Regions from separate parts of the Homo sapiens genome. Here region 2 is linked to region 1. The links are chromatin contacts, found by Hi-C or POLR2A ChIA-PET in ENCODE. All regions are on one chromosome and are shown on one strand. Each heading gives the region's core, a stretch centred on a gene start or an enhancer-like site at or near the end of the contact. The rest is flanking DNA. Distances are from core to core; before and after follow the strand shown.

Evidence for each region. Hi-C counts contacts between places; a loop is a spot of excess contacts on that map. ChIA-PET counts read pairs that join two places held with the same protein, here RNA polymerase II (POLR2A). Pooled maps may share reads with other maps.
Region 2: a map of naive thymus-derived CD4-positive, alpha-beta T cell shows a loop between it and region 1 (4-fold over the local background). The contact joins the promoter of RPN1 here to the promoter of RAB43 in region 1. A Hi-C loop is called at or near these places in 1 of 168 maps with a recorded cell type or tissue (naive thymus-derived CD4-positive, alpha-beta T cell), 1 of 37 single-sample maps with no recorded cell type and 12 of 50 pooled maps. POLR2A ChIA-PET finds 5 or more read pairs at or near these places in 3 of 52 experiments (PC-9, activated CD4-positive, alpha-beta memory T cell and activated naive CD4-positive, alpha-beta T cell).

The regions. Positions count from the first base shown.
Region 1 is chr3:129,120,459-129,123,092 of GRCh38, forward strand. It overlaps RAB43 (RAB43, member RAS oncogene family), which reads right to left and starts at 1,346. Exons shown (of 3, transcript NM_198490.3): 1 at 828-1,346. The coding sequence starts at 1,031. The region is part of intron 11 of ISY1-RAB43 (ISY1-RAB43 readthrough); the gene reads right to left. RefSeq lists an enhancer at 1-375 and silencers at 1,156-1,335, 1,356-1,575.
Region 2 is chr3:128,649,476-128,652,109 of GRCh38, forward strand. It overlaps RPN1 (ribophorin I), which reads right to left and starts at 1,343. Exons shown (of 10, transcript NM_002950.4): 1 at 1,065-1,343. The coding sequence starts at 1,325. RefSeq lists enhancers at 567-636, 1,307-1,576, 1,737-1,816 and a silencer at 787-1,056.

The DNA of each region.
Region 1 (2,634 bases), core at 96-2,595:
TTACTGAGTGCCTTCAGCCCAGGATCTCCTGGTTGATTAGGGAGTACTAACACCTAGGTTAAGAAACTCTGATTTCATTCATCACAAATATTTATCAAACCACTGCCAGGACATTGTGGCAACCACATCCTGCTGTTTTTATTCGGAGCCATTGCCAAAGCTTGGTTCTCTCCCCCACCTTCCGGTATCTGTGAAGTTTTCAGTTTCTATCAAACTCCAGCTGGGGGAGGGAACCGGGGCTGGCCCTAGTCGAGTAAAGTTCCACCACCAGGTCCACAAAGAGACTGCAGGGAGGCGTGGCCAGGCCGGAAATTCTGACAAAAAGTTTTGGCCCTCTGGTCCTAAAAGCAACTACTTCCTGATCGCTCCTAGTCCTGGGGTGGGGATGCAGTTCTCTGGCTGAGTGCCCCGCCGGTGGGCTGAGCTGGGGGCTGCCATCGCGGTGGATGGAGGTGGGGGGTCTGATCTCCGCACTCCAAGGCGCTCCGCTAGTACCTGGAACAGGGGAGTCTAACCCCCTGCCTTCCAATGGCTAAAGTTATTTTGGAGCACAGTCCCCTCCTAGGGTGTGAGCTCCGGAGGGCAGGGCCGCCTCCTCCACACTCCCTCGCCCCCCCCCCCCCCAGCAACCCACGGCCGGCGCTTTGAGGACTTGAACCCGGCCCAGACCCCGGGGCCCAGGCCTGCTCCGACCCGAGGAAGGAAAAAGGGGAAGCCAAAGGAAACTTCAGATGGACGCGGGGTGCGCTCGCCGCGGCCAGGGGCTCCGCTGCCCCCGCCCCACCCTCCGAGGGAGCGCCTTCCAGGGGCCCTGGCCGGCCTCCCACCTTGACCCGCTTGCCCTGGATCTCCAGCGTCTTCATGGTGAAGTCGACGCCGATGGTGCTTCCCTGGCGCTCCGAGAAGGCGCCGGTCTTGAAGCGCTGCACCACGCACGTCTTGCCCACGCTTGCGTCGCCCACCAGCACCAGCTTGAACAGGAAATCGTACTGCTCGTCCGGGTCCCCCGGGCCTGGGCCCGGCCCTGCCATGGCCTAGAAGAAGCCGAAGGGCCGGCGCTCTGGACGCTGGGACCGGCCTGAGCTCACGCAAGCCGCGGGCCGAGCTCCGCCCGCTCCAGCCCACGGGCCGCCTGGCTACGTGGAGCCGCCGCAACACCTGAACCCCCAGCACTGCCGACCGCCTGCCTCGGCCTCGGCCCCGCCCCACCCCGGCTGGCTCCCGCCCCGGCCCGGCTCGGCCCCGCCCGGACCCGGTGCCCCGCGGGTTCGGCTCCCCCCCGGACCCGCCAAGCCGGGCCCTCCGCAAAGCTCCGGCCGGTCCTCAGCTCCGTGCCACACCAGTCTGGCCTGTAGGCCCGCCCCAGCCCGCCCCCGCCCGCCCCCGGCTCCGCCCTCAGGCTGGCACCCACTCCGCCCCCAGCCCAACCCTCGGGCCCACCTCAGCCCGACCCGGGTTCCGCCTACGTCCCCGCCCCCGACTCCGCCCTCAGCTCCGACCTCGACTCCGCCCCCAGGCCCACCTCAGCGCGCCCCGACTCCGACCCGACTCTGCCCTCAGCCCGACCTCGACTCCGCCCACAGGACCACCTCAGCCCGCCCCGACTCCGCCCTCAGCCCGAACTCGACTCCGTCCCCAGCTCCGACCTCGACTCTGCCTTCAGGCCCACCTCAGCCCTCCCCGACTCCGCCTTCAGCCCGACCTCGACTCCGCCCTCAGGCCCACCTCAGCACACCGCCCCGACTCCGCCCACAGGCCCACCTCAGCCCGCCCCGACTCCGCCCTCAGGCTCACCTCAGCTCTGACTCCGCCCCACCCGACTCCGCCCTCAGCCCCGACCCCAGCCCGACCCCGCCCTCAGCACCTCGGCCCCTCCTCCATCAACACCCCGGCGCGCCCACACCGCGGATCCGTCTGGCCCCCAAACCGCTGCCCACCCCGACCCTTCATCAGCTGGGACCCCCAGGTGCTGTCCCGCGCCTCCTGCTCGCCCCCCACCCAGGCCTGGTCCGCCTGCCCGGGATCCCCTACCTGCTGCCTCCCAGACCGCCGGTCAGGGACAGGCGGAGACCATGGCTGGAGCTCCGGGCCTGCAGGCCTAGACTAAGAATGACCCCCTCCGGAATGGATCACGGAGGAAGGGGACGACCACAGCAGTGTCACCTGAGTGCCCACTCTGACAGGCGGGCAGTGCAGTCTCCGAGAGTGGTGGGGGTCGCTCTTCCCAGGGGCGGAAGGGAAGGGAGGGAGCAGGCTGCAGAAGGCCAGAATCCAGGCTGGCTACAAAACTGCGGAGGAGCCCAAAATCCTTGTGAGGAGAGGACCCAGGGCCCCATTTGATGGGAAGCTAGGCCAGAAGGAGGAGCTGGGAGCTCTTGTCTCCAAAAGGCAGCCTAGCAGTGGTTGAAGCAGCTGCTAAACGGCTGGATGACCCAGCTCAGAGCAGCTACAGGCCCATTTGGGAAACTGACCCAGCCAAAAAGCACCAGTCTAGGAAGAGGAACAGAAAAACTTGAAGGGATTTCTGAGGAAGGGCAGACCAACTCCTGAGTTGGCCCAGTGAACCAGGGCGCCTCAGAGAAAGGAGACCCAAACATCTGTAAGAAGCTTATACTAGATCCAACAGGACTGGGC
Region 2 (2,634 bases), core at 93-2,592, 470 kb before region 1:
ATGAAAGAAAATAGGAGTCATTTCAGAAACGTAATCTCTATAAACCCATCTTTATAGCTCCATATTCAGTCAGAGAACGAAGTGTGCTTAGAAGAAATGTGACACTATAATGACTATTCTCTCAACAAATAATTAGGTAATCATTTAATGAAATTGTTTAACAACAATAGTAATAAAAACCAAACCTCTGTGTATGTACATTCCCTTTACTCCCAAACCCAACATTTTCTTTGGTGATCACTGAAATACCTGGAAACATTTAAGCCAAACACAGCCATTTATTGCCGAGGTGTAAGAATGAGAAGCAGCAGGGGGAAGGGAGAAAATTGGACTTTCCTTTTCTGTACAGCATAAGAGAACTTATATTACGTGCAGGAGTTTTAAAACTAACTTTAAAAAGAGTTTTAACATTTAGAAAGCGTTCACTAGGAACCTTAAAATGCATCACATTCATAGGGATTTCAAGTGATTACCAACTTAAAAATGCGAAACCTGTTACATTTCTGATGGTTCTCTATGTCTAGAAAGAAGCACCTACAACGGACCAGATACTGAATTAAGAGAATGAAATTCACTTTAATTCATTTATTTGTCCTCTACTTGAGCCACCTCGTCGGGCCGTGAGAAATGAAGTCTGGCGCCCGCTGGCACCGGGCCGAGGGGCTGCCGCGCTCGCCTTACGGAAGGGAGGTGCGTTCTACCGGCCCGAGGTCTCCCGAGCGGTGCCGAGAACGGCCCAAACAGGGGCAAGCTCCGAGGCTGGTCGGCCGCGGATCCCAGCAGCTGCCCACGTGAGCAGCGACCCGCGCGGGGGCAGGCCGGTGCTGACGTGGCCCAGGCAGGAGGGCGGGCGCGCACCGGGGGCAGCGGAGGCGCCGGGGCCCCTGGCCACCCAGGACTCCTCGCGGGCCCCGAGGCAATCCCACGGACCCCCTGTGCCCCGCCCGCCGCCCGGGTCTCCGCATTTCCTGAGGCCTAGAGGGGCGCGGGCGGAGTCGGGGGACCGCCAGGAAGGGAGGCGGGAAGGGTCCCGGGAGCGGCGGCGAGGGGTCGCCCACACTCACCTGCACGCCCAGGTGCGCCAGCCGGGCCTCGAGCTCAGGCTCCAAAGCCAGCAGGAAAGAGGTAGCTCGGGACGTGGAGCCGCCGCCCAGGTGCGCCAGGACCACCTCGGCCGTCACCTTAGCCAGGTGGCTGCTTAGGTCCACTGTGCGCTTCACGTCCTCATTGATCAGCGGCGGTGCCTCGGAGGAGGCGCTGCCCGGCGCCGGGGCCCAAGTCCCAAGCAACAGGAGCAGAAACAAGCCGGCGGCTGGCGCCTCCATGACCGGGAAGAGCAGTGCGCCAGGGCGGGTAGGGCCCGGGCGCGGTAGCCCGCCCTCCCGCCACTGAGCAGCCGTTCATTGGGCAAGGGCTGGTGACACAAGATGGCGGCGCCGAACAAGGAAGGACCCTGTCTCCGGGGCAACCGGGAAGCCGACCCGGCGCCTGATTGCTAAAGCCCTCTCAGAGCTGCTCGGGATATCCTTCTGTTCGTAGTGCGAGTGTACTTACTTTTTTTTTTTTTTTTTTTTTTTTTTTTTTTTTTTTTTGAGACGGAGTCTCGCTCTGTCGCCCAGGCTGGAGTGCAGTGGCACGATCTCAGCTCACTGCAAGCTCCGCCTCCCGGGTTCACACCATTCTCCTGCCTCAGCCTCCCGGGTGGCTGGGACTACAGGCGCCCGCCACCACGCCCGGCTAATTTTTTTTTATATTTTTAGTAGAGATGGGGTTTCACTGTGGCCTCCATCTCCTGACCTCGTGATCCGCCCACCTCGGCCTCCCGAAGTGCTGGATTACAAGCGTGAGCCACTGCGCCCAGCCGCGAGTGTACTTATTATTACTAGTTTTCACTTACCTAATTTTTACAGGAGCGGCCCTTGCCTAGGTCTCTACTCTCTCCTACCATTCTTCCTGTCCAATAATTCTGCTCGTTTTGCTCCTTAAAACAGTGAAATTTTGCTCAGATTGAGAAAGTAAAAGTTGGCCTTCCCCAACATCCACGGATGAATGCTAAAATTAGTAGGCAGAACTTGAAGCCGAAACAGGATATATGCAAAGTTTCAAAACATCTCTACTAAAATGTTTAGTAATTAGGCCGGGCACGGTGACTCACGCCTGTAATTCCAGCGCTTTAGGAGGCCGAGGCGGGTGGATCACCTGAGGTCAGGAGTTCGAGACCAGCCTGGCCAACATGGTGAAACCCCGTCTATACTAAAGATACAAAAAATTAGCCGGGCGTGGTGGCAGGCGCCTGTAATTCCAGCTACTTGGGGTGGCTGAGGCAGGAGAATCGCTTGAACCTGGGAGGCGGAGGTTGCAGTGAGCTAAGATCGCGCCATTGCACTCCAGCCTAGGCGACAGGGTGAGACTCCTTCTCAAAATAAATAAATAAATAAATAAAATAAAATTAGCCGGGTGTGGTGGTGCGTGCCTGTAATCCCAGCTACTCCAGAGGCTGAGGTACCAGAATCATTTGAACCCGGGAGGCAGGAGATGCAGTGAGCCAAGATCGTGCCACTGCACTCCAGCCTGGGCGACTGGGCGAGACTCCCTCTCAAAAGGAAATTAAAAAATAAAAATAAAATGTTTAGT